Regions from separate parts of the Homo sapiens genome. Here region 2 is linked to region 1. Evidence: chromatin loops called from intact Hi-C (ENCODE). Cell type or tissue: Calu3. All regions are shown on one strand. Each heading gives the region's core, and the rest is flanking DNA. Links, peaks and the distances in the headings are about the cores only. Region 1 overlaps ZNF341 (zinc finger protein 341). Region 2 overlaps ZNF341-AS1 (ZNF341 antisense RNA 1).

Region 1 (15,204 bases), core at 4,922-9,921:
CCACCAGGTTTTCACCTGGGCAACATGGGGAGATTCCATCTCAAAGTGTTCACTGTTGCCCAGGCTGGAGTGCAGTGGCATGATCTTGGCTCACTGCAACCTCCACATCCCAAGTTCAAGCGATTCTCCTGCCTCAGCCTCCCGAGTAGCTGGGACTACAGGTGCGTGCCTCCACACCCAGCTAATTTTTTCTATTTTTAGTAGGGACGGGTTTCACCATGTTGCCCAGGCTAAATTTTTTACTGTTATACCTAAAAGTGCTATGAACATTTGTATACAGATTTGCACACAAATGCTAAAACACTCACAATTTTGCATAAAATGGTAGAAGATTCACTGAAGCTTGTTCAGGAGAGCTTGAACCCCAGGCTTGAAACTCCAGATATTGGAAGGAAGTAGACTGGGGTGAGTGAGACTGCCCAGGGACAGCATGAGAGGCAGAGGTGAGAGAGTCCAGACAAAGGAACAAAGGACAAAGTGTTTCCTCAAAATGGAAACACTTAGGGGGTGGCCAGGAGAAGAGAGTAAAGGAGGCACAGAAAGGTAGAGAAGACCCAGGAAGGCTGTGCCCTGGAGCCAAGAACAGAGTGTTTCAGGGAGTGGCAGGTGCTGCCAGATGGTCTTTGGTGATGATGGGGAAAGTGTTTTGGTGGAACTGTAACCATCCAATGGGTTCATTTTGCCTGCTGCCCAGATACAGCCAATTTATCAAGACAGGGGAATTGCGACAGAGAAAAAGTTACATTCACACAGAGCCAGCTGAACAGGAGACTGGAATTGTGTTATTACTCAAATCAGCCTCCTAGAAAATTCAGAGACTAGGTTTTTTATTTTTATTTATTTATTTATTTTTTATTTTTTATTTTTTGAGACGTAGTCTCGCTCTGTTGCCCAGGCTGGAGTGCAATGGCGTGATCTCACCTCACTGCAACCTCCGCCTCCTGGGTTCACGCCATTCTCCTGCCTCAGCCTCCCAAGTAGCTGGGACTGCAGGCACCTGCCACCATGCCCGGCTAATTTTTTATATTTTTAGTAAGGATGGGGTTTTACCGTATTAGCCAGGATGGTCTTGATCTCCTGACCTCATGATCTGCCCACCTTGGCCTCCCAAAATGCTGGGATTACAGGCGTGAGCCACCATGCCCAGCCAGACACTAGGTTTTTTCAAAGATAGTTTGGGGGACAAGGGAATGGGTGCTGTTGATTGGTTGGAGGTGCAATCATAGAGTTGTGGAAAATGGTCCTCCTACATGCAGAGTCTGCTTCTGGGTGGGGCTGCAGGACTCATTGGCGAGTCTACGTGGAGCCATTGGTTGTCAGAAATGCAAAAATCTGAAAAGATATCTCAAAAGGCTAATCTTAGGTTCTATAATAATGATGTTGGGGCCAGGTGCGGTGGCTCACACCTGTAACCCCAGCACTTTGGGAGGTCAAGGCGGGCAGATCACCTGAGGTCAGGAGTTTGAGACCAGCCTGACCAACATGGAGAAACCCTGTCATTACTAAAAGTACAAAATTAGCCAGGCATGGGGGCGTGTGCCTATAATCCCAGCTACTCGGGAGGCTGAGGCAGGAAAGTTGCTTGAACCCGGGAGACAGAGGTTGCAGTGAGCCAAGATTGCGCCATTGCACTCCAGCCTGGGCAACAAGAGTGAAACTCCATCTCAAAAAAAAAAAAAAAAGTTGGCCAGGCGTGGTGGCTCATGCCTGTATTCCCAGCACTTTGGGAGGCCAAGGTGGGAGGATCCCTTGAGTGCAAGAGTTTGAGACTGTCCTGGGCAACATAGGGAGATTCTATCTCAAAATAATAATAATGATAATAATATTATATGCAGGAGTAATTGGGGAAGTTGCAAATCTTGTGATCTCTGGAATAATGGCTGGTAATATTTATGTCTACACCTTACCAGAATGTAGGTTCCTCTTATCCTCCTAACCTCATGGTCTTTCATTAGCTTCACAAAGGAGGGTTAGTTTTGGGGAAGGGCTATTATCATTTAAACTGTAAACTAAATTTCTCCCTAGTTATCTTGGCCCAAGCCCAGGGATTACTAAGGGCAGTTTGGAGGTTAAAGGCAAGATGGGGGTTCGTTAGGTCAGGTGTCTTTCACTGTCATGATTTTCTCACTTTGCAACTTTTTCAAAGGTGGTTCCAGATAGTGGAGGGCTTAAGTCCCACTAGAGTGGGGAAGGAGAACTGGAAGGTGGTAGAAGAGATAGAGGGTGTAGGTGACCCTCATGGGATACTTGCCATTGAAGGGAGGAGAGATGGAAACATGAATTTGCAGGAGGGCACTCTGGAGAGACTGATCGTGTGTAGCTGTGGATGGTTCCCAGGCACAGTGTGGTGAGAGTTGGTGGAGAGTGGCTTCTGAGGAGCAGGAGGAGATGGAGGGGAGGGCTGCGCTGGCAGCGTCAGGAGGGACACAGCCTGCATTGTGACAAGGGAAGGCATGGATTCAGTTTGGCTGCAGTAGCTGATGGTTTCAATTTTTTATTTTATTTTATTTTATTTTTGAGACGGAGTCTCACTCTGTCACCCAGGCTGGAGTGCAGTGGCGCCATCTCCGCTCACTGCAACCTCCACCTCCCGGGTTCAAGCAGTTCTCTGCCTCAGCCTCCCTAGTAGCTGGGATTACAGGCACCCACCACCATGCCCAGCTAATTTTTGTATTTTTAGTAGAGATGGGGTTTCACCATCTTGGCCAGGCTAGTCTTGAATTCCTAACCTCGTGATTCACCCGCCCCTGCCTCCCAAAGTGCTGGAATTACAGGCGTGAGCCACCATGCCCGGCCAGAGATAACTGGTCTGATGGTTTCAATTTGCATTGCAGTTAGAAGCTGGGGAAGACATCCCAGTAAAAGCTGAGAGGTTGGAGGCAGAGCATCGGCTGTGGGGTCATAGAGAGGAGGCACCATCTGGGTCTTTTGGGAGTGGCACAGTGTGCCTTGGTGGCCACTGAGATGTGAGGAGGCCTGTCATCCGGCTAGTGACATGGCCAGACAGTGTACTACTGTGAACTTCAACTGTGATAACTGATTAGAAAACATGGAAGAAGTCAGTTTCTCGATCCCCCAGCCACCAATTCAGAGTCTATTGTTTATTGCAGAACAAAAAAGATAGACACACATTGAGAAATAAGGAAGGCAAGGACGCCCGCGTGCACACAGATTTGTGGGGTTTGGGGAGTGTGCATGAGGAAAACTGGCTAACGTGATTTCTGGAGGGACTTTGTCACCTAGGATTAGCGTCAGCCATGAGTAAGACAGGCCCCACGTCACAGTGGCTTCAACAGGCTGGAAGGTTATTTCTTTCACATGAAAGTCCAGAGGAAGGCAGTCTAAGATAGGAAGATGGCTGTGTTCTACAAGGTTCTCAGAGGCCCAGGATTTATCCAGCTTTTTTTTTTGAGACAGAGTTTCGCTCTTGTTGCCCAGGCTGGAGTGCAGTGGCAGGATCTCAGCTCACTGCAACCTCTGCCTCCTGGGTCCAAGTGATTCTCCTGCCTCAGTCTCCCAAGTAGTTGGGATTACAGGCACACACCACCACGCCCAGCTAATTTTGTATTTTTAGTAGAGACAGGGTCTCACCATGTTGGCCAGGATGGTCTCGAACTCCTGACCTCAGGTGCTCTGCCCGCCTTGGCCACCCAGAGTGTTGGGATTACAGGCGTGAGCCACTGCGCCTGGCTCCATCCAGCTTTTTATCCTACGATCCTAAGGTTGTCCTTATGATCCAGGATGGTGGATTGAGTTGCTACCACCATATTCTTATTCTGGGAAGTGGAAAGGAGGATGGGACAAAGAAGAGGGTCACATATCAGGCAGTTTTAAGAAAACTTTCCAGAAGCTGCCACATAGCACATTTACATTCCTTTGGCCAGAACTTAGTCATTCCCTAACTGTAAGAGAGCCTGGGAAGTGTAACCTTTATTTGGGGGCCATCTTTGCAGCCCAAAATCTTGGGCTCTCTCACAATGGAAATAGAAGAGAATGTATATTGGGGCATAGCCGGCCATCCTTGCCATGGGGTTTTGTCTTGCTTGAGACAGGGTCTTGCTCTGTCAAGAGCAAGTACAGTGGAGTGAGGTGATATGATCATGGCTCACTGTACCCTTGACCATCCAGGCTCAAGCAGTCCTCCCGCCTCAGCCTCCCTAGTAGCTGGGACCACAGGCATGCACCACCAAGCCTACCTAAATTTTGTATTTTTTTGTAGAGGTGGAGTCTCACTATGTTGCTGCCTAGAATGGTCTTAAACTCCTGGGCTCAAGCGATCTCCCACCTTAGCCTCCCATGGTGCTGGGATTACAGGTCTGAGCCACCGTACCCAGCCGCCACAGGGGTTTTGCCTGGGTCTGGCTTGTAAGGGTGATGTCAGAGCATGATGCTGGGCCTACCTTCCAAAGAGGCTGCACTTCTTTTTTCAGGAATGGACAATCAGACCGTTCTGGCTGTCCAGTCATTATTGGATGGCCAAGGAGCAGTCCCTGATCCGACAGGCCAGAGTGTCAATGCGCCCCCTGCTATCCAGCCATTGGGTGAGTATCTGCTCAGGTTCACCGGTGGGAGAGTGAATGGCTCCCCGCGAAGAGTAGGTGGAGCTTGTGCTGGGCTGTGGGAGTGAAATGCTTGCTGTGGTCCCCAGGACATGCTCTGGTGTCTGAACCCTCTCCCCCGCCTCCCAGCCGGGATCTTTGGGCTCACGGCTTTCTCTGCTTAGCTCTGAGGACACTGCTCTCAATTGCTTAGTAAATGTGGGGAGATGGGATCAAGATGCAGGGAATGGCTAAGGGCCCCAATGCCTGACAACAATGCCTGTGCCTTTGCCCTGGAAGTGATTATTCAGCCTCCCTTCTGTGGAAAGAATAGGCTGAGCATGAATTGCTCCTGTTTACTGGGCCAGGCCTGTAAGGGTCTTCTTTTTTTTTTTTTTCTTTTTTTTCTTTTTGAGACAGAGTGTTACTCTGTCCTCCAGGCTGGAGTGCAGGGCACGATCTTGGCTCACTGCAACCTCCACCTCCTAGGTTCAAGCAATTCTCATACCTCAGCCTCCTGCGTAGCTGGGATTACAGGCGTGCGCCACCACGCCTGGCTAATTTTTTGTATTTTTAATAGAGATGGGGTTTCACCATGTTGGCCAGGCTGGTCTCAAACGCCTGACCTAAGGTGATCTGCTCACCTCAGCCTCCTAAAGTGCTGGGATTACCTGCATGAGCCACTGCACCTGGCCTGTAAGGGCCTTCTTTTGGAAGTTTCTATGTGAGACTGTGTTCATTTATTCATTCCACAAACATTTTTGTGTACTTGGGAATCACACTAGGGGCAGGGAGATAAATGGCTGGGTTTGAATTATTGTTCTTATAGTTCTTAGCTCTGTGACCGTGGGCAAGTGAGTGAATTTCTCTGTGGTTCAGTTCCTACACCTGTAAAATAGGGACAATTGTTCTGCCTCATAGGAATCTTATGAGAGTACTTGGGATTTGGTTCTAGCTGTTGAAGTTTACCATGGTTTCTACAAGATTAAAGTTTGTTTCTGTGTTACGCGAAGTCCTGATGGGCATTTGGGCATTTGGGGTGGGCATGGTGAGACTCAGACTCCTTCTTTCCTGTGGCTCTACTGCCCTCGAGCTGCAGCCCGGGATGGCTGCTCTAGCTCCCACTTTGATTGGCACATTCCAGCCAACATGAAGGGAAGAAAGAGGGAAGTGGAATTCATACCCTTTCGTTTTGTTTTGTTTTTGAGATGGAGTCTTGCTCTGTCGCCCAGGCTGGAGTGCAGTGGCGCGATCTCGGCTCACTGCAACCTCCGCCTCCCGGGTTCAAGCAATCCTCCTGCCTCAGCCTCCTGAGTAGCTGGGATTACAGGTGCCCGCCACCATGCCCAGCTAATTTTTGTATTTTTAGTAGAGATGGGGTTTCACCACGTTGGTCAGGCTGGTCTCAAACCCCCTGACCTCATGATCACCCGCCTCGGCCTCCCAAAGTGCTGGGATTGCAGGCGTGAGCCACACCGCCCGGCCAAGTCGAGACAGGATTTCATCATGTTGGCCTGGCTGGTCTCGAACTCCTGACCTCAGGTGATCCACCCACTTCAGCTTCCCAAAGTGCAGAGATTACAGGCGTGAACCACCATGCCTGGCCAAAAAACTTCTCTTTAATTAAAAAAAAAAAATAGAGATAGGGTCTCTCTGTGCTGCCCAGGCTGGTCTTGAACTCCTGAGCTCAAGCAATCCTCCCACCTCAGCCTGCCAATGTACTGGGATTGCAGGCATGAGCCACAGTGCCCTGTCCATGCCCTTTCCTTTTCCTTTTATGAGGAAGTTGCAGATACGGTACAGTTCTATTGTTGTCCCATTGGTGAGAATTCTGTCACATGACATTCCTAGCTGCAGAGAAGCCTGGGAAATATATTATTTAACTATGAAGCCATGTTTCCCACTGAAATTTGTATTATTGTATAAGAAGGATACGAGTTGAGAGTGGTGTGCACTATGATCATGCCTGTGAATAGCCACTGTGCTGCAGCCTGGGCAACACAACAGGACCCTGTCTCTCTCTTTTTTTTTTTTTTTTTGAGACGGAGTTTTGCTCATGTTGCCCAGGCTGGAGTGCAATGGCATGATCTTGGCTTACTGCTACCTCTGTCTCCTGGGTTCAAGTGATTCTCCTGCTTCAGCCTCCTGAGTAGCTGGGACTACAGGCACCTGCCACCACACCCGGCTAATTTTTGTATTTTTGGTAGAGACGGGGTTTCGCCATGTTGGCCAGGCTGGTCTCGAACTCGTGACCCTCAGGTGATCCGCCTGCCTCAGCCTCACAAACTGCTGGGATTACAGGCGTGAGCCACCGCACCCTGCCCAATTTTTTTTTTTTTTTTTTTTTTTGAGACAGAGTCTTGCTCTGTTGCCCAGGCTGGAGTGCAGTGGTGTGATCTCGCTCACTGCAACCTCCACCTCCTGGGTTTAAGCAATTCTCCTGCCTCAGCCTCCTGAGTAGCTGAGATTACAGGCATGCACCATCATGCCCAGCTAATTTTGTATTTTTAGGAGAGCTGGGGTTTCACCATGTTGGCCAGGCTGGTCATGAATTCCTGACCTCAAGTGATCCACCCACCTTGGCCTCCCAAAGTGCTAGGATTACAGGTGTGAGTGAGCCACCTCGCCTGGCAACCCGTCTCTTAAAAAAATAAATAAATAAAAAAGGATACAATTAGAATTGAATAACAATTAGACATTTCTGCTACCACATGTTGGGTGCTTGACACAGTGAGCGCATAGCTGTGGTAGGCCCTCAGCAATGGATGGTGTTAACTGTAGTTAATCATTCATTTAGTTTTTCATTCATTCAACAAACGTCCATTGAGAACCTCCTCTGTGTCCAGGAGATATTGTAGTTATGGTGATAAATAAGACACATGTCCTTCCCTTAGGGGACTCACAGTCTGGTGTTGATAAGAAAACTGTTATATGATAGGTGTGCCAGAGGAAGGAACTATAGCCGCTGGCTTTAGAAAAACTTCCTGGAGAGGTCGGTGCAGTGGCTCACGCCTGTAATCCCAGCACTTTGGGAGGCTGAGGTGAGTGGATCCCTTGAGGTCAGGAAGTTCGAGACCAGCCTGGTCAACGTGGTGAAACCCCGTCTCTACTAAAAATACAAAAATTAGCCGGGCGTGGTGGCGCATGCCTGTAATCCCAGCTACTGGGGTGGCTGAGGCAGGAGAATCGCATGAATATGGGAGGCAGAGGTTGCAGAGAGCTGAGATTGTGCCACTGCACCCCAGCCTGGGCAGCAAGAGTGAAACTCTCTCTCAGAAAGAAAAAAAAAAAAAGAAAAGAAAAGGAAAGAAAAAGAAAAAAAGACTTCTTGGAAGAGGTGACAGTCAAGCTGAGGCTTGCAGAACAAGTTGTCCTCAGAGAGGCAGCCTGGCAGGGCGAACGGTGGATGCAAAGGCATGGGAGGAGTATGATCAGGTGGCTCATTTGGGGACTGATGAATAAATTCAGACAGGATAAAGGTTCTGGAGTTCTCAACTTTGTAGTGAACATACTTTACTGTTTTTTGATTTCTAATTAATTGGTACCTGGCCACATATGGCTATCCCTGCAGGAAACTGTGTGGTTTTTTTTCTTTTTTTTGAGATGGAGTCTCGCTCTGTTGCCCAGGCTGGAGTGCAGTGGCACGATCTGGGCTCACTGCAACCTCTGCCTCCTGGGTTCAAGCAATTCTCCTGCCTCAGCCTCCCGAGTAGCTGGGACTATAGGCGCGCACCACCATGCCCAGCTAATTTTTGTATTTTTAGTGGAGATGGGGTTTCGCCATGTTGTCCAGGCTGATCTTGAACTCCTGACCTCAGGTGATCCACCCTCCAAGGCCTCGCAAAGTGCTGGGATTACAGGCATGAGCCACTGTGCCTGGCCACCTGTGTGGCTTCGAAAACTCCCAGGAAGCACATAGTTGATGGCTGACACCTGCATGTCAAGTCGCAGCATGCCCCCCAGATTGCTGCTTGTGGTCAGCTGCAGTTCTCCTGTCTCATACTGTGATGCCCCTTGACATAGTCTTGCTTTTTTTTCATTACTTTACCTTCATCTGTGGCCTCTTCCCACTACTCTGCGGGTATGACCCCAGATGACGAGGATGTATTTCTCTGCGGGAAGTGTAAGAAGCAATTCAACTCGCTGCCAGCGTTTATGACCCACAAGCGGGAACAGTGCCAGGGGAATGCCCCCGCCCTGGCCACAGTCTCACTGGCCACCAACAGCATCTACCCACCTTCGGCAGCACCCACAGCGGTCCAGCAGGCCCCAACTCCTGCCAATCGCCAGGTATTTGTTCATTTATTCATTCAACATGTCTTTTTTGAGGGCCTAACATGCTCAGGCACTGTGCTGGGCACTGGGGCTATAGCAATGGATAAGACAGACCAAGTCCCTGCCCTTGTGGAGTGGGGCGAGATGGATGGTGCACATGTACTGTTTTCAGCATGTTAAATGCGGAGAGATAGGGGATGCCAGACGGGGATGGGAGGTTTTGCCATATTGTCTATCGTGCTTGGGGAAGAGCTCTGTGAAGAGGTGACCAGGAAGAATACTATATAGCAGGTAAAAGGTTTTGTATGAAAAATCAAATTGTAGAATAATAAGTAGATAATATATTATTATTTTTAAAATCTGAAACAATAGTACTATATAATTTCCGCAGTTACTTAAATAAGTAGGAAGAACATACCAGATAGACCTAAGGAGGTGTGGGAATGAGTTATGCGGCTGGTTTGGGGAAGGAAGCAGGAGCCAGGTGCAGGGATCAGCAGATGCAGAGGCCTTGAGGCAGGAGTGTGCTGGGTTTGTTCCAGAACTATAAGGAGGTGAGAGTGGCTGGGACTGAGTAAGTAGGAAGGTGGGAGGTGCTAGGAGAGGCAGCAGGAGGGTCTTGGCAGATCGTGTAGGGTCTGGGCCTTTTTTTTTTTTTTTTTTTGAGACGGAGTCTTGCTCTGTTGCCCAGGCTGGAGTGCAGTGGCGCCATCTCGGCTCACCGCAAGCTCCGCCTCCTGGGTTCACGCCATTCTCCTGCCTCAGCCTCCCAAGTAGCTGGGACTACAGGTGCCCGCCACCACACCAGGCTGATTTTTGTATTTTTAGTAGAGACGGGGTTTCACCATGTTAGCCAGGATGGTCTCAATCTCCTGACCTCGTGATCTGCCCGCCTCGGCCTCCCAAAGTGCTGGGATTACAGGCGTGAGCCACCGCGCCCGGCCTTTTTTTTTTTTTTTTTTTTTTGAGACGGAGTTTCACTCTTGTTGCCCAGGATGGAGTGCAGTGGCAGGATCTCGGCTCACTGCAACCTCCGCCTCCTGGGTTCAAGTGATTCTCCTGCCTCAGCCTCCAGAGTAGCTGGGACTACAGGCGCGCACCACCACGCCCAGCTGATTTTTGTATTTTTAGTAGAGATGGGGTTTCACCATGTTGGCCAAGATATTCTCGATCTCCTGACCTTGTGATCTCCCCGCCTCGGCCGCCCAAAGTGCCAGGATAACAAGTGTGAGCCACCACACCCAGCCGCTGGGGCTTTTACTGAGAATGACATGGGAGCCATTGGAGGCTGTCAAGCAGAGGAGGGACATAGTGACTTTTATCAGGTCACTCTGGCTGCTGGACAGAGAATAGGTTTTGAGGGAGGGTGAGAGAGAAAGCCAGGAGACCCGTTGAGGGACTGTAGTGCAAATCCAGGCAGTGGATGCGGGTAGCTTGACCAGCATGTTGGCAGTGGAGGTGGTGAGAAAGTGTGAGATTTTAGAAATACTTTGAAGGTGTTGCTGATAGAACTTGTGAATTGATTGGGTGAGGAGTGTGAGATCAAGAAGGGTCACAGAGGACTCCTGATTTAGAGTTGCCACTAGCTGAAGGGAGGAGGCTGTGAGGAGAAGGTTTTGGGGGGATGTCAGGAGTTCAGCTGGGCACGTTGAAGTTGAGATGCCTGCCAACCTTTAAACGGAGGCAGTGACAAAGTAGACAATGTAGATTTCCAAGTCCGGAGGCCAGAGCAGAGGACAAGGCTGGAGGCATCTGGGGAAGCTTCCAGAGTCCTCAGCCGAAAACACGGTTCTGGAGCAAAGACACCCTGGATAGGGGGCTCATAGAAAGACTAAAGGATCCCTCATAAAGGAGGCTGGGCATATCTCAGGATGCCAGGTCAAGGGGTCAGATTTTCAACTGGCTTCCTTTTCTTTCCTTATCCCTTTAGAACATTATCTTCATTCATTGTATAGGTGTCATTTCTGCCATCACTATGAAAGCATTCACCCCAGACCCATAGGACATATAGACTGAAACAGGCATCTTCTGGCATAAAACAGTCATTTTGGCCGGGCGCGGTGGCTCACGCCTGTAATCCCAGCACTTTGGGAGGCCGAGGCGGGCGGATCACGAGGTCAGGAGATCGAGACCATCCCGGCTAAAACGGTGAAACCCCGTCTCTACTAAAAATACAAAAAATTAGCCGGGCGTAGTGGCGGGCGCCTGTAGTCCCAGCTACTTGGGAGGCTGAGGCAGGAGAATGGCGTGGACCCGGGAGGCGGAGCTTGCAGTGAGCCGAGGTCCCGCCACTGCACTCCAGCCTGGGCGACAGAGCGAGACTCCGTCTCAAAAAAAAAAAAAAAAAAAAAAAAAAAACACAGTCATTTTTCTCACTGCTTGACTGTGAGTTTTGCTAGTAGAAAATATTCCCCTCACCATCTCTTACCTTTTTTTTTTTTTTTTTGAGACAAGGTCTTACTGTCGCTCAGGCTGGCCTTGGCTCACTGCAACCTCCATCTGCCAGGTTCAAGTGATTCTCCTGCCTCAGCCTCCTGAGTAGCTGGGACTACAGACACCCGCCACCATGCCCAGCTAATTTTTGTATTTTTATTGGAGATGGGGTTTCACTGTTGGCCAGGCTGGTCTCGAACTCCTGACCTCAAGTGATCCGCCTGTCTTGGCCTCCCAAAGTGCTGGAATTACAGGCATGAGCCACCGTGCCACACCAGATATTCTTCTTGACCTAAGATACTTGTGGACTTCATGTGGACATGTGTTCAGTGTTTCTCTAGCATAGATACAAGGAAGTATTTTTTTTTCTCTTGAGATGGAGTCTCACTCTGTCGCCAGGCTGGAGTGCAGTGGCACGATCTCAGCTCACTGCAACCTCCATCTCCCAGGTTCAAGCGGTTCTCCTGCCTCAGCCTCCTGAGTAGCTGGGACTACAGGCGCGCACTACCACGCCTAGCTACTTTTTGTATTTTTAGTAGAGATGGGGTTTCACCACGTTGGCCAGGATGGTCTCGATCTCTTGACCTCGTGATCTGCCCGCCTCAGCCTCCCAAAGTGCTGGGATTACAGGCGTGAGCCACCATGCCTGGCTGATACAAGGAAGTATTATTACTGAGTCATAGGGTATGTACTTTGCAGAGGGATGTGAGTTATTCTCCTCATTTGTTTTTTCTTTCATTCCGTTTTTGTTTGTTTGTTTTTAGAGACAGAGTCTCTAAAACCACACCAGCTGCGTGCAAAACCACACCGGCTAATTTTTGTATTTTTCTTGTAGAGACAGGGTTTCACCATGTTGCCCAGGCTGGTCTTGAACTCCTGGGTTCAAGTGATTCACCTGCCTCAGCCTCCCAAAATGCTGGGATTATAGTTGTGAGCCACCGTGCCCAGTCTTATCATCCTCATTCAGTAGATGATTAAATGGAGGCACAGAGAGGTAGAGTGACTTGCCCAGGGTCACACAGCAGGGAGCAGCAGAGGTAGAAATGGAATCCACGTCTGTGGGATTCCAGAACCTGGATCTTTTGTGCCATGCCCTCGGCTTACTTACAGAGCCTGACATGTCCACACATGCACACACGCACACATGAGCACACACACACTCTGTCTCTCTCCGTCTCACTCATTCTCTCTCTCCCACTGTCCAGATCTCCACATACATCACAGTGCCCCCGTCCCCACTGATCCAGACCCTGGTGCAGGGGAACATCTTGGTGAGCGATGATGTGCTCATGTCTGCCATGTCAGCCTTCACATCCCTGGACCAGCCCATGCCCCAGGGCCCCCCACCTGTGCAGGTAAGAAGGTGTGGGCTTCTCACAGGGTCTTGATTCCAGACCTGTACATTAACTCCTGCAGATTCAGAATCTTGTAGAATAAAGGGGGCCTGGCCCCAGCTCTCCCTGATGCTGAGGGAGGCTATCAGCTTTCCCTTGTCCAGCTCTGCTATAGATGGGGAAGCTGCTACGTCTAGGTGGGGACCCAGAACATGTGGGGCTTTGTCAATACAGTGCAGCTATTTTGACTTTTTTTTTTGAGATGGAGTCTCACTCTGTTGCCCAGGCTGGAGTGCAGTGGCACGATCTTGGCTCACTGCAACCTCTGCCTCCTGGGTTCAAGTGATTCTTCTGCCTCAGCCTCCTGAGTAGCTGAGATTACAGGCATGTGCCACCACAGCCAGCTAATTTTTTTTTGTATTTTTAGTAGAGACAGGTTTTCTCCATGTTGATCAGGCTGATCACGAACTCTTGACCTCAAGTGAGCCCCCCACCTCAGCCTCCTGAAGTGCTAGGATTACAGGTGTGAGCCACTGTGCCCAGCCAATTTTTGTATTTTTAATGGAGACGGGGTTTCACCATGTTGGCCAGGCTGGTCTCAAACTCCTGACCTCAGGTGATCCTCCCACCTTGGCCTCCCAAAGTGCTGGGATTACAGGATTACAGGTGTGAGCCACTGCACCCAGCCTGACTTTTGTTTTTGTTCTTTTTTTTTTTTTGAGACAGAGTCTTGCTCTGTTGCCCAGGCTGAAGTGCAGTGGTGCGATCTTGGCTCCCTGCAACTTCCACCTCCCAGGTCCAAGCAATTCTCCTGCCTCAACCTCCTGAGTAGCTGGGATTACAGGTGTGCGCCACCACGCCCAGCTGATTTTTGTATTTTTAGTAGAGATGGGGTTTCACTGTGTTGGTCAGGCTGGTCTCAAACTCATGACCTCAGGTGATCCACCTGCCTTGGCCCAAAGTGCTGGGATCACAGGTGTGCGCCACCGCGCCCAGCCTTGTTTTTATTCTTAACAAGTGTCCCATGTCTATTAGAAAAATAGAAAATGCACAGTAGCTCCCTGGGATTTAAAAAAAAAATTTTTGTAGAGATGACCATCTCCCTTTGTTGTCCAGGCTGATCTTGAACTCCTGGGCTCAAGGGATCCTCTAGTGTCGGCCTCTCAAAGTGCTGGGATTGTAGACGTGAGCTACTGCACCTGGCCAGGATTTTTTAATACAAAAAAGATCTGTGGCCAAAGGAACCTAAGGTGGAGGTGTTTTACTTCTCCCCTTGCTGTGTCCCTGGATTCTTCCTGCCATATAGAAATCCTTTTGATTTTCTCAACCGAGACTTTTTTTTTCCCTGTTTGGGAACCCAACGAACACAGTGAAGAAGAGGACCCCGTGTCCTTTATGAAATGCTGATCAGCATCATGTTTTTATTTTTGAGACAGCGTCTCACTCAGGTCACTCAGGCTGGAGTACAGTGGTAGGATCATAGCTCACTGTAACCTCAAACTCCAGGGCTCAAGCAATCCTCCCTGCTCAGCCTCCTGAGGAGCTGGGACTACATACATGGTGCCAACATACTTGGCTAATTTTAAAAAAAAATTTTTTTTTTTTTGAGATGGAGTCTCGCTCTTGTCACCTAGGCTGGAGTGCAGTGGCACCATCTCGGCTCACTGCAATCTCCGCATCCTGGGTTCAAGCGATTCTCCTGTCTCAGCCTCCTGAGTAGCTGGTATTACAGGCACCCGCCACCATGTCTGGCTAATTTTTGTACTTTTAGTAGAGACAAGGTTTTGCCATGTTGGCCAGGCTGGTCTTGAACTCCTGACCTCAGGTGATCTGCCCACCTTGGCCTCCCAAAGTCCTGGGATTACAGGCGTGAGCCACCGTGCCTGGCCTAAAAAAATTTTTTTTTAGAGACAGAGTCTCGCTATGTTACCCAGGCTGGTCTTGAACTCCTGGGCTCAAGCAATCCTCCTCCCTCTGTCTCCCAAAGTGCTGGGATTACAGGTGTGAGCCACTGCACCCAGCAGTACCATCATTTTAACAACTGCAAAGGATTCCACCATATGGATAGGCCATCTTCTGCTTAGCCAAGTTTCTATGTATAGACATGTAGGTCATTGCTGTTTTTTGCTTTTATGAAAATGGCTGGAGTCACTATCCATAAACAGACATCTTTGCCCACCTGCTTGATTTTTTTTGTAGCATAAATTTCTAGAAGTTACTGGCTGCGTTTCACGACTACCCACACATTCATGATTCTCTCAAAAGACTCACGGGACTCAGAGGTAGTTGTACTCATGGCTGTGGTTTATTACAGCAAAGGAACACACAGCAAGATCAGCAAGGGAAAAAGACACATCAGGTGGAATCTGGAGGAATCCAGAGTTCTCTGTCTTGGGGAGGTGGGGAGAGGTTGCACAAAACACACTTCTTCCTGCAGCAGTGAAGTCTAGCAACATGTGTGCTGTGTTTCTACCCAGGGAAACACACTTCAGACTCCAAAGCCAGGGTTTTGTTTGTTTGTTTGTTTGTTTGTTTTTCTGAGACAGGGTCTCACTTCAGCTGCCCTGGCTGGAGTGCAGTGGTGCAATTTCGGCTCACTGCAACCTCCACCTCCCTGGGCTCAG
Region 2 (15,204 bases), core at 4,679-9,678, 53 kb after region 1:
TTGACAATTTGGGCCAGATAATTTTTTTTTTTTTTTTTTGAGACGGAGCCTCCCTCTGTCACCCAGGTGGAGTGCAGTGGTGTGATCTTGGCTCATTGCAACCTCTGCCTCCCAGGTTCAAGCGATTCTCTTGCCTCAGCTTCCCAAGTAGTTGGGATTACAGGTGCCTGCCACCACACCCAGCTAATTTTTGTATTTTTAGTAGACATGGGGTTTTCACCATGTTGGCTAGGCTGGTGTCGAACTCCTGACCTCAAGTGATCTGCCCGCCTTGGCCTCCCAAGGTGCTGGGATTACAGGTGTGAGCCACCGGCGCCTGGCCTGTAATCCTGTAGATAATTTTGTCCTGGGGGCTGTCCTGTGCCCTGTAGGATTTTTAGCAGTATCCCTGGCTTCTATCTACTGGTGTCAGTGGCATCCCCCCACAGTTGTGACAACCAAAAATGTCTCTAGGCATTGCTGAGTCCTCTGGGGGGTAAAGTCTCCCTTGTTTGAGAAGGTTTACAGAAAGGAGTCAGTCACTAAAGAAAGTGTGAAAACTGGGAGAGTAGGTCAATGACTTGGACACACAGGGCTGGGTTGGAGTCTTAGTGCTGCCATGTTCCTGTGGGTGGCCTCAGGCGTCACGGCCCCTCCCTGAGCCTGAGATGACCTGGCAAAGCGAGCCAAGGTGCAGAGAGTGAGCAGCTGTTCCAGGCAGAGGAGAATGGCAAGTACAAAGGCGCAGAGGGAGGAGCCAGCGTGGCATCTCTGAGGAGAGCGAGTGTGGCTGGCGCAGAGAGTGGCTGGAAGAAGGCAGACGACGAGGGTGGAGAGAGCTGGGGCCAGATCACACAGGTGCTGGTGGGGAAAGAGCCTGGATTTTATTCCCAGCGCAGGGCACTGTTGCGGGGTGAAGGTCTGGATGCTTCTCACTGACTTTCCCTTGCCCTCCAGGCATGAAGCTCCACAAATGCGCCCTGTGCAGCAAGTCCTTCAGCCGCCGTGCCCACCTCGCCGAGCATCAGCGCGCCCACACGGGCAACTACAAGTTCCGCTGTGCTGGCTGCGCCAAGGGCTTTTCCCGCCACAAATACCTCAAAGATCACCGCTGTCGTCTCGGCCCCCAAAAGGACAAGGACCTGCAAACCCGGCGGCCCCCCCAGAGGAGGGCAGCCCCCCGCAGTTGCGGCAGTGGTGGGCGCAAGGTGCTGACCCCCTTGCCTGACCCGCTGGGGCTGGAGGAGCTGAAGGACACAGGGGCTGGGCTGGTGCCCGAGGCTGTCCCCGGCAAGCCGCCCTTCGCAGAGCCGGACGCGGTGCTGTCCATCGTTGTGGGTGGTGCGGTGGGCGCGGAAACTGAGCTGGTGGTACCTGGACACGCTGAGGGGCTGGGCTCCAACCTGGCTCTGGCGGAGCTGCAGGCTGGGGCCGAGGGCCCATGTGCCATGCTCGCTGTGCCCGTCTACATCCAGGCCTCCGAGTGACGGACCTGAGGTGTCTGTTTCCTGGGCAGGCCTGATGCTCCTGTTTGGGTCCAGGGCCCCTGGGGGCAGACCGGTGATCCTTACCAGTGGAAGCGAGCCATCGAGCCATTGGCAGAAATCCTGCTGAATGTCATTCAGAAACCTCAGCCCATGGTCGCCCTCCTGTGCCCCTCTCCTGCCGGAAAGCCCTGCAACATTCTAGGGTTGGGGGCAGGGCCATCCACGGTTTCTGGGCAGAGCCATGGTGGCAGGAGAGAGATGGCTGAAGCCTGAGCAGCCCAGAGTCCCGCTGGTCTAGGCTGGTGGTCGGGGCCCCTGGGAGAGGAGACAGGGCATTCCTCCCCACTCTGTCTCCAGGCTGCCTCTGGGTAGCCTCTAGTCTGCTGTTCTTCAGGAGGCCTGCCATAAACTCTTCGGAGTTTACGTGTTGCACCTTTTCACAGACGGTTCCCCACAGCATCCTCAGACAGCTCTGTGATGTAGCTTTTAGGAGGCACTCAGGTGTCACGGCTAGACTGCAGCTATGAGACAGATCTGGCTTCAAATCCAAGAGTTGCCATGCACTTGCTGTGTGACCTTGGGCAAGTCACTTCACTTCTCTGAGCCCCGTGTTCCTCATCTGTACAATGGGGCTTACGATACTACTACCTCATAGGGTTGTCCTGGGGATCCAGTATGATGAAGTGCGCCAGGGGCTTGGCATGGTGCCCGGCACGCAGAAAGTGCTCAATAAATGTTTTTGTCATAACGTGTCCGGGTGGCCTGGGCCAAGCTGTGGCAGTTTCCTTCTTTGCCCCTAGGTGGCAGCACTCCCCCTCTGAAGCTTGTGGTGGCTGAGGGGTCCCAGGCCCCTCACACAGGGAGCCCTGGAGAGATGATAAGGGAAGCAAGGCTGGGCACGGCAGCTCATGCCTGTAATCCCAGCACTTTGGGAGGCCAAGGTGGGCTGATCACCTGAGATCAGGAGTTTGAGACCAGTCTGGCCAACATGGCAAAACCTCGTCTCTAGTAAAAATACAAAAATTAACCGGGTGTGGTGGTGCACACCTGTATTCCCAGCTACTTGGGAGGCTGAGGCGGGAGAATCACTTGAACCCAGGAGACAGAGGTTGCAGTGAGCTGAGATCGTGCCACTGCACTCCAGTGTGGGAGACAGAGTGAGACCCTGTCTCAAAAAAAAAAAAAAAAAATTAGCTGGGCATGGTGGTGGGTGCCTGCAGTCCCAGATATGCTGGAGGCTAATGTGGGAGGATCACTTGAGCCCAGGAGGTTGAGGCTGCAGTGAGCTGAGATTGTGCCACTGCATTCCAGCCTGGGCAACTGAGCAAGACCCTGTCTCAAAGATTTAAAAAAAAAGAAAAGAAACGAAAAAAAAGAAAGGAAATTGGGAACACCCATCCACAGAAAACAGTCCAGGACAACACCCCATGGGGGTCGGGGTTTGTACTCACTTGTGGGAATTCAGGATAGTTAGCCACCTCCAAATCCGTTGTAAACAAGATCAGAAATCCCTCTCGTGTCGGCATCTGGAGGCCATCAATGTCACCGCGTCCAGTGCTTCCTCCTACCTCTCAGCTGGTCCCGGTGGGAGGTGGACCGGGCTCATGAGGAGGCGGGAAGGAGAAAAGGGCCTTGACTAGTGTTTTCCTGTTTATCTTCACAGCCACCCTTCTGGGCTGTTGGACTCCATTTGATGACTGAATTGTTTTGAAGGCTGGCAGGTCCCTCAGGCATCTGTGTTGGATCTCAGGGCTGGAACTCAGAGCCAGGCCCAGCTTCCCACATCCTCAGGAAGGGTGTGACGCGGCAGGAGGGACAGAGTTGATGGGGGTGAGGTGTGTAAGTGTACCGGCCTGCACAAAGGCCCGAGGGGGACTGGTGGGGACAGGAAGTCAGAGGGGATGCCCCTGGAGCTGGGCCTTGGCCCGGGGTGCTTTGATGGGTGGATGGATAGGGGAAGGTGTGCTGGGTGAGAGCAGGGCGCGTGCAAACACCTTGGGGTGGGACAGTGCCAGGCCTGCTATGTTCTGGGGCCGGCGGATGTTCCAGGGTGACCAGAGGTCTCAGAGGAGTAGGTGGATAATGATCATGGCTGTTGCTTCACCTTCTCCACACGAGGGACACTGTGCCAGGCTATTTACAGTCACGTCGCCTCAGCCTGTCATGTGAGTGCTGTTACTTTCTGTATTTTACAGCTGAGAAAACCCAGGCCCAGAGGGGTAAACTTCCTTACCCAAGCTCACACAGCCAGGAAAGCTGCAGAGCTGGGACTCAAGCCACGGCAGCCTGCCTCCATGGGTTCTTAGCCACTTTCCACGATTGAAGTGTGGGTTGATGAATCAGAGAGGGCCTTAGATGTGGGTTAAGGAATCTGGACTTTATTCTCCACATAATGAAGGGGAGTCATGGGAGACAGTGAACATTTTTAAAAGTTGTAACAATGGCATTGAAAGAAATGTGAAGAACGACATCTTCAGCCGGGTGTGGTGGCTCACTCCTATAATCCCAGCACTTTGGGAGGCCGAGGCGGGTGGATCACCCGATGTCAGGAGTTTGAGACTATCCTGGCCAACATGGTGAAACCCCATCTCTACTAATAATACAAAAAAATTAGCTGGGCGTGGTGGCACATGCCAGTAATCTCAGCTACTTGGGAGGCTGAGGCAGGAGAATCGCTTGAACCCGGGAGGCAGAGTTTGCAGTGAGCTGAGATCCCGTGACATTGCACTCCAATCTGGGTGACAAGAGTGAAACTCCATCTCAAAAAAAGAAAAAAAAATGACATCTTCTTCCTAATATAACTATTTAAGTGGTTTTTCTATAGCTTCTTCCTGTCAGTGCACACAGGCATACACGTCTACTGGTAATCACGAGAACTAACATTTATTAGTTATCGAATGAATGCCTGGCACCATCCCCAGCACCTCAATGTAGGCACTACTTTTAAGCCCATTTTGCAGCTGAGATGAGGCAACAGGCACATTAAGGTTAAGCAGCCCAAAGTCACACAGGAGGGAAGTAGCAGAGCCAAGCCACAGATAAGGACATACCAAGATCAGCTATAATGTTTAACAGAAAGTTGGTGACAAATCCCAGCACTTTGAGAGGCCGAGGCAGGCAGATCACGAGGACAGGATATCAAGACCATCCTGGCTAACATGGTGAAACCCTGTCTCTACTAAAAATACAAAAAATTAGCCAGATGTGGTGGCCCTGGAGCTGGTCCCAGCTACTTGGGAGGCTGAGGCAGGAGAATCGCTTGAACCTGGGAGGCGGAGGTTGCAGTGAGCCGAGATCATGCCACTGCTCTCCAGCTTGGGGGAGAGCAAGACTCTGTCTCATTAAATAAATAAATAAATAAATAAATAAATAAATAAATAATAAAAAAGAAAGTTGGAGATAGCTGCTCCAGGACCCCAGGGTCTGCCACCGAACTCCAAGATGCTGGACAGAGTGGAGCATAAAAAGGGGCTGGCCTAGGCATCCAGGGTCTCACTCCACCCCCAGAAAGATCACAGTTTTTTTACCGGGTGTGGTGGCTCACTCCTGTAATCCCAGCACTTTGGGAGGCCAAGATGGGCGGATCACCTGAGGTCAGGGGTTCGAGACCAGCTTGGCCAACATGGCGAAACCCCATCTCTACTACAAAAAATTAGCCATTCGTGGTTGCATGTGCCTGTGATCCCAGCTACTTGGGAAGCCAAGGCAGGAGAATTTGTAGAATCCGGGAGACGGAGGTTGCAGTGAGCCGAGATCTCACCATTGCACTGCAGCCAGGGTGACAGAGTAAACTCATGGACAGACTCTTACTCTAAGAGTAAACTCTGTCTCAAAAAAAAAAAAAAAAAAAAAGAGAAAGATTACAGTCTTTGGTATCAAGCAGAGCTGGGTTTGAATTCTGGCTCTGCCCCCTCCTAGCTGTGTGACTATGGCGAGTCACTTCACCTTTCTGAACCTCAGTTTCCTTGTGTCAGTGTGGAGAATAATAGTACCTACCTGGCGAGGTTGATGTCACAATTCACGGAAATAATTCAGGTAAAGCAGAGATCACAAATTGGCCGCTCATGGCAGCCTCCAGACAGTTTGGCATTCACAGTGTCTGAAAAAGTAAGCCAACGTTTAAAAACAAATTTAAAATATACTACAGTGGTGAAGTGTCAGGAATGACACAAGGATGCCTGCTGTTATGACTCCAATATTACATTAGTGGCCTGGCCAGAATAATAGAGCAAGAAAAAGAAATAAATAGTATCAGGATTGGAAAGGGTGAGATAATAGCAAGGGTGCTGAAATAATAGCAAGATCAATATATACAAATCTACTATGCTCCTATACTCCAGAAGCAATTAGAAAATGTAAAAAATTGGGACATTTGGGCCAGGCGTGGTGGCTTACACCTGTAATCCCAGAACTCTGGCAGGCTGAGGTGGGTGGATCATGAGGTCAGGAGATTGAGACCAACCTGGCCAACGTGGCAAAACCCTGTCTCTACTAAAAAATACAAAAAATTAGCCGAGCATGGTGGTGCGTGCCTGTAATCCCAGCTACTCAGGAGGCTGAGGCTGGAGAATCACTTGAACTGGGGAGGTGAAGGTTGCAGTGAGCTGAGATCATGCCACTGCACTCCAGCCTGGGCAACGGAGTGAGACTCTGTCTCAAAATAAATAAATAAATATATAAATAAACAAAAAAACTCATTTCCTCTGATAAGTTTTCCTTGGCCAATCTGTGTAACATAGCCCCACCTCCATCATTCTCGAATTCCTTACCCTATTTTATTTTTATACGTCACCCTTGACATTATATTAGACATTTGTTTATTGTCTGTTGTCCTCATTAGAAACAAAAGGTCCACAAAGGCATCGACTTTTGTCTGTTTTGTTCCTGAAGTATCTACAGTGCTTAGACCTTCCCAGGAATTGTTCAATCAATATTTGTCGAATGAATAAACAACAGCACTTTGAGAGAAGAAGGCTCACTTTACCCACCCGCTCCTCTCACCCCAGGGAGACCAGAGAATCTGTCATGTAGACCGAGATATGACTGACCCAGGGTCCTGGGAAGTAATGTCTGATATAAAAGGATATCTTCCTTTGTTCAAAGAGGGAGCAGAGAATATCTGGGCCAAATGACTAAGGCAGGTGGCTTGGAAGTCTCGACAGAGCAGGTGGAAGTCGACAGAGCAGGTGTCCCTGTGGCCCAGGGAACTGGTTGGACTAGTTTTGTCTCCTTTGGGGAGGAAGGAGTGGAGGTGGCAGCTACGGGTGCTCCCAACCCCCAAGGCTGCCAGCAAGTGACCCCCCCACACACAAGGCTTTCAGGGCCTGAAGGGTGGTGATCAGGGAGGTGAGCAGGCTCCATCTAAGGATTGGCAGTGACTTCTTACTAGCTGAGGGTGCCTCAGGTAGGCTTAGGCACAGAACCCAACTTTAGGGCCTTGCGTCCTTTGAAGAATCACAGAGAATAAACAGGCCCAGGGAGAGAAAAGGTCTTGTCCAAAGTCTCATCAAGGCAAGGCTGCTTCCCAGGCCACTGCTACCTCAGTCCACTTATTTATTGATTAAATATTTCTTGAGTACCTATGACGTGCCAAGCATAGTTCTTTGATGATACATCATGAGCAAAACAATCATTTGTGGAGATCCTTTGTGGAGGAAGCAGAAGATAAACAACAAAGTAAATAAGTAAGTTATAGATGTTAGGAGGTGACGAGGACTATAGAGAAGGAAAAAAAGTAGAGGTGAGTAGAGGTTTTGAGAGTTTGGAGGGTGCTGGTGTGTTTGAGGAAGAGTAGAGGGGCCAGTGTGATTGGAGTGAGGCACTGGAAAGGGGGAGGGCAAGGAGGTGACAGGAAAATCATGACATCATGTAGGGACTTGAGGGACATTGAAAGGACTTTGGGTTTTACTTGAGGGACGTGGAGAGCCATTGGAGGATTGTGAGCATTCAGTGACTGGATCCGACATACATATGTATGTCCAGTGTCAAAACATATATATGTGTGTGTGTGTACATATATGTATATATATATGTGTGTGTATATATATATGTCAGATGTCAAAAAAATATATATATATAATTTTTTTTTTCCTGAGACAGAGTCTCTCTCTGTCACCCAGGCTGGAGTGCAGTGGCGTGATCTCAGCTCACTGCAACCTCCAACTCCCAGATTCAAGCGATTCTCGTGCCCCTGCCTCCTGAGACTACAGGTGCATGCCACCATGCCCAGCTAATTTTTGTATTTTTAGTAAAGATAGGGTTTCACCATGTTACCCAGGCTGGTCTTGAACTCCTGGCCTCAAGTGATCCGCCTGCCTCGGCCTCCCAAAATGCTGGGATTATAGGGATGAGCCACTGTGCCCAGCCAAACACATATTTTTTAAAGGATACCTCTGCTTACCATGTAGAGAATGAGCTGGAAGGAATAAAGATGGAGACAGGAAGGCCAATGAGGAAGAGTATTAGGTTCCTCTTGCTTCTGTAATAAAGAATCAGAAACTTAGTGGCTTAAACCAACACAGATCTTATCACTCTGGAGGTCAGAAGTCTGATATGGTTCCCACTGGACTAAAATCAAGTGTTGGCAGGGCTTTGTCCTTCCGGAGGCTCTAGGGGAGAATCTGTTCCATTGTCTTTTCCGGTTTCTAGAAGCCACCTGCATTCCTTGGCTTGTGGCACCTTTCTCCATTCAAAGGCAGAAGGGCAGCATCCTGCCAGTCTCTGACTCTGAAACCTCTTGCTTCTGTTTTGTGATTACATTGAGGCCAGCTGGATAATCCACAATAAGCTCATCATTTCAAACTCCTTAACACTTCTACAAAGTCCATTTAAGGTGAGATTCTGGGGATGAGGACATGGACGTCTTTGAAGGACCATTATCCTGCCCACCAGGAGGCTACTGCAATAGTGCAGGCAAGAGATGATGGTGGCTTTGACCAGAGTAACCGCAATGAAGATGGTAAGAAATGATAGCTTTCTGGATATATTTTGATGATAGAGCCAACAGGATATTCTAAGGGATTGGATGTGGACTTTTCCTTCCTCGTGCAGGTAGACTTCTAGTCTACCTGTGCCTTGGGCCTGCGCCTGGGTGAGGATGAGGGTTTCCCTGGGGTAAAGTCCAGGGAGTCACAGTCATTGACTGGAGCCTGTGTGGCCGTCTAGGGCCTGCTGCATGGCCTGCATGTGGTCAGACAAATGGGTATGGAGTAGGCCCTGTAACCCACCATTAGCACAAGTGTAGGGTCCTTTCTGGTCAACAGTTTCACCCACCTCCCCCTCACTCCTCACTTAACCCCTCAAGTTCTGCTGGGTTGGGCCTTTCCTGCCCCCATCGCTTACTTTGCCCCACTCCCCTGGGAGGTGAGACCTGCTCCCAGGCCCACCACACTTTATTTATTTACCTGTTTGTAGGTGTGAGTGTCTCTCTGTTCATTCATTATTTGCATGTAGGCAGAATAGCACAGTGGCTAAACTGGTTGCCTTTACAGTAAGAATCCCAGCTCTGCCTCCTACAAGTGTGTGATCTTAGGCAAGCTGTCCAACCTCTGTTAATGTATAAAATGGGAACAATAAAGCCTACCTCATATAGTTGTTGTGTGGGCTAAATGAGGTAATGCATGTAAAATCCTCGGCTCAGTGTCTGGCTTAGCATAAAGTGCTGATGAAGATTCTCTGTTATTTTCTCACGGTTCAAGTGCCAACCAGTCCACTCAATAATGGTGTGATCTTCGGCAAGTTATTCAACCTCTCCAAGCTTCTGTTTCCTCAGCTGTAATCTGTAACTACCTCATAGAACTATAGTTGGATGATTAAATGAGATAATCTGGCTGGGCGTGATGGCTGACACCTGTAATCCCAGCACTTTGAGAGGCCAAGGGGGGAGAATCAGTTGAGTCCAGCGGTTTAGGACCAGCTTGGGCAACATAGGGAGACCCTGTCTCTACAAAAGATACAAAAATTAGCTGGGTGTGGTGGCACACACCTGTGGTCACAGCTACTCGGGAGGCTGAGGTGGGAGGATCGCTTGAGCCTGGGAGGCAGAGGTTGCAGTGAGCCATGATCGTGCCACTGCACTCCAGCCTGGGTGACAGAGTGAGACCCTGTCTCAAAAAATAAAATAAAATAAAAATAAGTAAATAAATGAGATATTCTATGTAAGCTGTCAGAGTGAGAGCTCCGTGGATGTTAATGATTATTATTCCTGTTGTTATTATTTCATAAATATCTGTTGAATACATACTCTGTGCTAAGGCCTTTGTCTGTGTTGTCACTGAATCATCAGAATGGCCTGGTGAGGAATATAGTGTTATTTCTGTTTCACAGACAGGAAAACCAAGGCAGGTAAAGCACATGGCTGAATGGCAGAGCCCCAATTCTAATCTAGGTCTGTGTGGTAGGCACCAAAACATGTTCCCTCTTCATTACTTCAACGCACTTTTAAAAATTGAGATAAGGGGCCGGGCGCAGTGGCTCACGCCTGTAATCCCAGCACTTTGGGAGGTTGAGGTGGGCAGATCATGAGGTCAGGAGTTTGAGACCAGCCTGGCCAACATGGTGAAACCTGTCTGTACTAAAAATACAAAAATTAGCTGGGCGTGGTGGCGCATGCCTGTAATCTCAGCTACTCAGGAGGCTGAGGCAGGAGAACTGCTTGAACCGGGACCCGGGAGGCGGAGGTTGCAGTGAGCCGAGATCGTGCCATTGCACTCCAGCCTGGGCAACAAGAGTGAAACTCTGTCTCAAAAAAAAAAAAAAAAAAAAATTGAGATAAGGCCGGGCGTGGTGTTTGTAGCCTGTAATCCAAAACTTTGGGAGGCCAAGGTAGGCGGATCTCCTGAGGTCAGGAGTTCGAGACCAGCCTGGCCAAAATGGGGAAACCCTGTCTCCACTGAAAATACAAAAATTAGCCAGGTGTAGTGGTGGGCACTTGAAACTGGGTGGTAGAGGTTGCTGTGAGCCGAGATTGTGCCACTGCACTCCAGCCTGGGCAACAAAGCGAGACTCTTTGTCTCAAACAATAAAAATAAAAATTGAGATAAAATTCACATGACATAAAATTCACCATTTTGGTCGGGTGCGGTGGCTGATGCCTGTAATCCCAGGACTTTGGGATGCTGAGGCGGGCGGATCACCTGAGGTCAGGAGTTTGAGACCACCCTGGCCAACATAGGGAAACCCCATCTCTACTAAAAATGCAAAAAATTAGCCAGGTGTGGTGGCAATACCTGTAATCTCAGCTACTCAGGAGGCTGAGGCAGGATAATTGCTTGAACCTGGGAGGCAGAGGTTGCAGTGAGCCAAGATTGCACCACTCCACTCCAGCCTGGGCAACAGAGTGAGACTCCATCTACCAAAAAAAAAAAAAAAAAAACCTCACCATTTTAACTAAAGTATACAATGCAGCTCTTTTTTATTACATTCACAATATTGTGTAACCATCGCCACAATCTAGTTACATAACATTTTCGTCATCCCAAAAAGAAACCCTGTACCCATTAAGCAGTCATTCTCCTTTTTCCCCCTCTCTGGACCCTGGCAACCACTAATCTGCTTTCTATCTCTATGGATTTGACTATTTTGGACATTTCATATAGGGTCAGCCTGGGTGACAGGGTCTCACTTTGTCACCCAGGCTGGAGTAGAGTGATGAAATCACAGCTCACTGCAGCCTCGAACTCCTGGGCTCAAGTGATCCTTCCACCTTAGCCTCCTGAGTAACTGAGACTACAGGCACACACCACCATGCCCGGCTAATTTTATTTATTATTATTATTATTTTGTATAGCTGGGGTGTCACTATGTTACCTAGGCTGGTCTTGAACTCCTGGGCTCCTGCGATCCTCCTGCCTTGGCCTCCCAACGTGCTGGGATTACAGGCATGAGCCACAGGGCCTGGCCTCATTCCTTTGCATTTGGATACCCAGCTGTCTTAGCACCATTTGTTGAAAAGACTATGCTTCCCCCATTTAATGGTCTTAGCACACTTGTTGAAAATCAATTGACTATAGATGTATAGGTTTATTTTTGTACTCTTGACTCTATTCAATTGATCGATAAACTTCTTTATTGTAGCTTTGCAGTAAGTTTTGAAATCAGGACATGCGAATCTTTCAACTTTATTTTTCTTTTTGAATATTGTTTTGACTATTCAGGGTCTCTTGCGATTCCATATGAGGTGTGGGATAAACTTGTCCATTTCTGCAAAAAATGCAGCTCAGATTTTGAAAGACTTGTATTGAATCTGTTGAGCAATTTGGAGAGTGTTGCTGTCTTAACAATTAAGTCTTCTAATCCATGGACATGGAATGTGTTTCCATTTATTTATGTCTTCCTTGATTTCTTTCAACAAGGTTTGGTACTTTTCAGAGGACAAGCCTTTCCTTTCCGTGGTTAAATTTATTGCTAAATGTTTTATTATTTTTGATGCTATTGTAAATGGAAATGATTCTTAATATCATTTTCATATTGCTCGTTGCTAATGTACAGAAATACAACTGATTTTTGTGTGTTGATATTGTTGAACTTTGCTGAACTCATTTTAGTTCTAATAGCTTTCTGTGTATTCTTTAGGTTTTTCTCTATATGAGATCATGTCATCTACAAATAGAAATAGTTTTACCTCTGCTTTTCCAATCTGGATGCCTTTTATTTATTTTTCTTGCTTAATTGCCCTGGCAAGAACTTTCAGTACAATGTTGATTGGAAGTGATGAGAGTAGGCATCCTTATCTTATTCCTGATCTTAGGGGGAAAGCTTTCGGCCTTTGTCTTCACCATTAAGTGTGATGTTAGCTGTGGGTTTTGCACAGATGCCTTTTACCAGGTTGAGAAGTTCTCTCCTCTTCCTAGTTGGCTGAGTGTTTCAGGTTTTGTTTTTTTGTTTGTTTGTTTTTTGTTTAATCAGGAGAGAATGTTGGATGAACTCTTTTTTACAACTAAAAATCAGCGAAGTCCTCTGTATTTAATTTGGTATAATTATGTGAGACCAAGTTTCATAATTAAGGTTTTATTTCATAATTTTTTTGATTTTTTGGGACAGAGTTTCACTCTTGTTGCCCAGACTGGAGTGTGATGGTGTGATCTCGGCTCACCGCAACCTCCGCCTCCCAGGTTCAAGCAATTCTCCTGCCTCAGCCTCCCGAGTAGCTGGGATTACAGGCATGCACCACCACGCCTGGCTAATTTTGTATTTTTAGTAGAGATGGGGTTTCTCCATGTTGAGGCTGGTCTCAAACTCCTGTCGTCAGGTGATCCGCCCATCTCGGCCTCCCAAAGTGCTGGGATTACAGGCGTGAGCCACCGTGCCCGGCCTCATTTCATAATTAATGTTTTCAAAGAAGGTTACAAATATATGGCTGGGTATCTTTAACCATGTGACTTTAGTCAATTCCTACTTCTTTGGGCCTCAGTTTCCTCAACTGTAAAATGGAGGTGGATAGTAATGCTTACTTCATGGGGCTTAGAGGGATGATGGAGATAAGATGGGATTTTTGTGTGCAAAGGCACTTTGCAAATAAAAACTATTCTTCTGTTGCTGCTCTTATTAGAGATACTTTGTGTGTGTATTTTTGTTGTTGTTGTTCGTTTCTTTTTTGAGACAGGGTCTCCCTCTGTTGCCCAGGCTGGAGTGCATTGGCGTCATCATAGCTCACTGTAGCTTTGAACTCCTGGGCCCAAGCAATTTTTCCACCTCAGCTTCCCAAGTAGCCCAGACTACAGGCTTGCACCACCATGCCTGGCTAATTTTTAAATTTTTTTCTAGAGAAGAGATCTCACTATGTTGCCCAGGATGGTGTTGAACTGTGGCCTCAAGCAATCCTCCCACCTTGGTTTCCCAAAGTGCTGAGATTACAGGCATGAGCTGCCATGCCCAGCTAGAGATGTTATTTATTTATTTATTTATTTATTTACTTATTTACTTATTTTTGAGATGGAGTCTTGCTATGTCGCCCCGGCTGGAGTGCAGTGGCATGATCTCGGCTCACTGCAACCTCCACTTCCTGGGTTCAAGTGATTCTCCTGCCTCAGCCTCCTGAGTGGCTGGGATTACAGGTGTGCACCACCATGCTTGGCTCATTTTCGCATTTTTTAAGTAGACTTGGGGTTTCACCATGTTGGCCAGGCTGGTCTCGAACTCCTGAGCTCAAGTGATCCATCCACCTCGGCCTCTCAAAGTGCTAGGATTACAGGCATGAGCCACCATGCCCAGCCTGGAGATGTTGTTTTAAATTGTAATATAACATGTTTAATAAAGTACATAAGATACATAAAGGGCAATCGTCTTAAGTATAAAAACTGATTAATTTGTATACAGCCATGTGAACACCTCTGGATCCTGCTATTGAACCTGTTAGCACCTTGTAAGGGTCCTCTTCCTGGTCTGTACCTCCCTGGAGGTAACCATTATTCTGATTCCTAACACCATGGATTAGTTTTGCCTGTTTTTGAGCTTCGTATATATGGAGTCATACAAGCTTTTGTATCTGGTTTCTTTCACTCAGCATAATATCTGTGAGTCATCCAAATTCTTGCATGTATCAGTGGCTCATTCTTTTTCACACAGTTTTGAATAAGTTAATACGAGTTGGTCAAAGTTTGAAAAGGCTGTGCATTTGTCTGAGAGACCAGAAAAATACAGGCCAGCAAAGCCCAGGGCTCTCCAGTATTGAGCCAGTCCACTCTGTGAATCTCTATTTATGGCAGCTGAATTCTCAGCCAGGATGGCAGCTACTTTGCCCATGTGTCACCACTTCCCATCCCATACCCTGGGTAGACATCACAAATCCATCTTGAGCACTTTTTTTTCTTTTTTTGAGACAGTGTCTCACTCTGTCACTCAGGCTGGAGGGCAGTTGCATGTTCACAGCTCACTGCAGCCTCAACCTCCTGGGCTCAAGTGATCCTCCTGCCTCAGCCTCTCGAATAACTGGGACCATAGGTGTGTGCCACCATGCCCAGGTAATTTTTAATTATTTCTTGAGACTGAGTGTCCCTATGTCGCCCAGGCTGGTCTCAAACTCCTGGGTTCAAGCAATCTTCCCATCTTGGCCTCCCAAAGTGCTGAGATTACAGGTGTGAGTCGCCATGCCGGGCCAATCTTGGCACTTTTTTTTACAAGAACTTCTGATGCAGCCTCAAAATTCTTTTCAACCCAGCGGTCCAGGTGGCCAACACTAATTGCTTGTAGTTGGTACTTGATATAGTTTGGCTGTGTCCCCACTCAAATCTCATCTTGAATTATATCTCCCATAATTCCCATTGTTGTGGGAGGGACCTGGTACGAGATAATTAAATCATGGCAGCGGTTTCTCCCATACTGTTCTTGTGGTAGTGAATAAGTGTCATGAGATCTGGTGGTTTTATAAGGAGAAACCCCTTTCTCTTGGCTCTCATTCTCTCTTTGCCCGTTGCTATCCATGTAAGACGGGACTTACTCTTCCTTGACTTCTGCCATGATTGTGAGGCTTCCCCTGCCATATGGAACTATAAGTCCAATTAAACCTCTTTCTTTTTGTAGATTGCCCAGTCTTGGGTATGCCTTTATCAGAAGCATGAAAACAGACTAATACAGTACTCAAGATTAAATCTGAGGCTTCTGCTGTCATATCCCCAAGATATTTTTCTGGGCTCCCAGAGTTAGAACATGAGGGGCTCTGTTATCACCCTCAGTTTACCACACAGCTGTATGAAACTGATGGTGGTGAGGTCCACAGCATCTTCCTGTTCATATATCCTTT

The links. A loop is a pair of places that touch in the nucleus more often than their neighbours do. Peaks named below come from ENCODE experiments on the same cell type or tissue, not always from the same donor. Only the 100,000 strongest peaks of a DNase experiment are listed, where the experiment ranks them.
Region 2: it touches region 1 in a loop (4-fold over the local background); 10 of 110 quality-filtered maps call a loop at or near these places.

The regions. Positions count from the first base shown.
Region 1 is chr20:33,736,472-33,751,675 of GRCh38, forward strand. ZNF341 (zinc finger protein 341) reads left to right here. Exons shown (of 15, transcript NM_001282933.2): 2 at 4,431-4,541; 3 at 8,632-8,828; 4 at 12,452-12,601. Among named protein-coding and RNA genes, the nearest start is that of ZNF341, 12 kb to the left of the region's middle. In Calu3, for the core only: no CTCF peak of the experiment used is centred there; DNase peaks (open chromatin) are centred at 7,170 and 7,340.
Region 2 is chr20:33,790,052-33,805,255 of GRCh38, forward strand. ZNF341-AS1 (ZNF341 antisense RNA 1) reads right to left here. Exons shown (of 4, transcript NR_110623.1): 2 at 7,867-7,944; 3 at 5,463-5,565. ZNF341 (zinc finger protein 341) reads left to right here. Exons shown (of 15, transcript NM_001282933.2): 15 at 937-2,218. The coding sequence ends at 1,466. Among named protein-coding and RNA genes, the nearest start is that of ZNF341-AS1, 13 kb to the right of the region's middle. RefSeq lists an enhancer at 2,092-2,386. In Calu3, for the core only: no CTCF peak of the experiment used is centred there; DNase peaks (open chromatin) are centred at 6,690 and 7,280.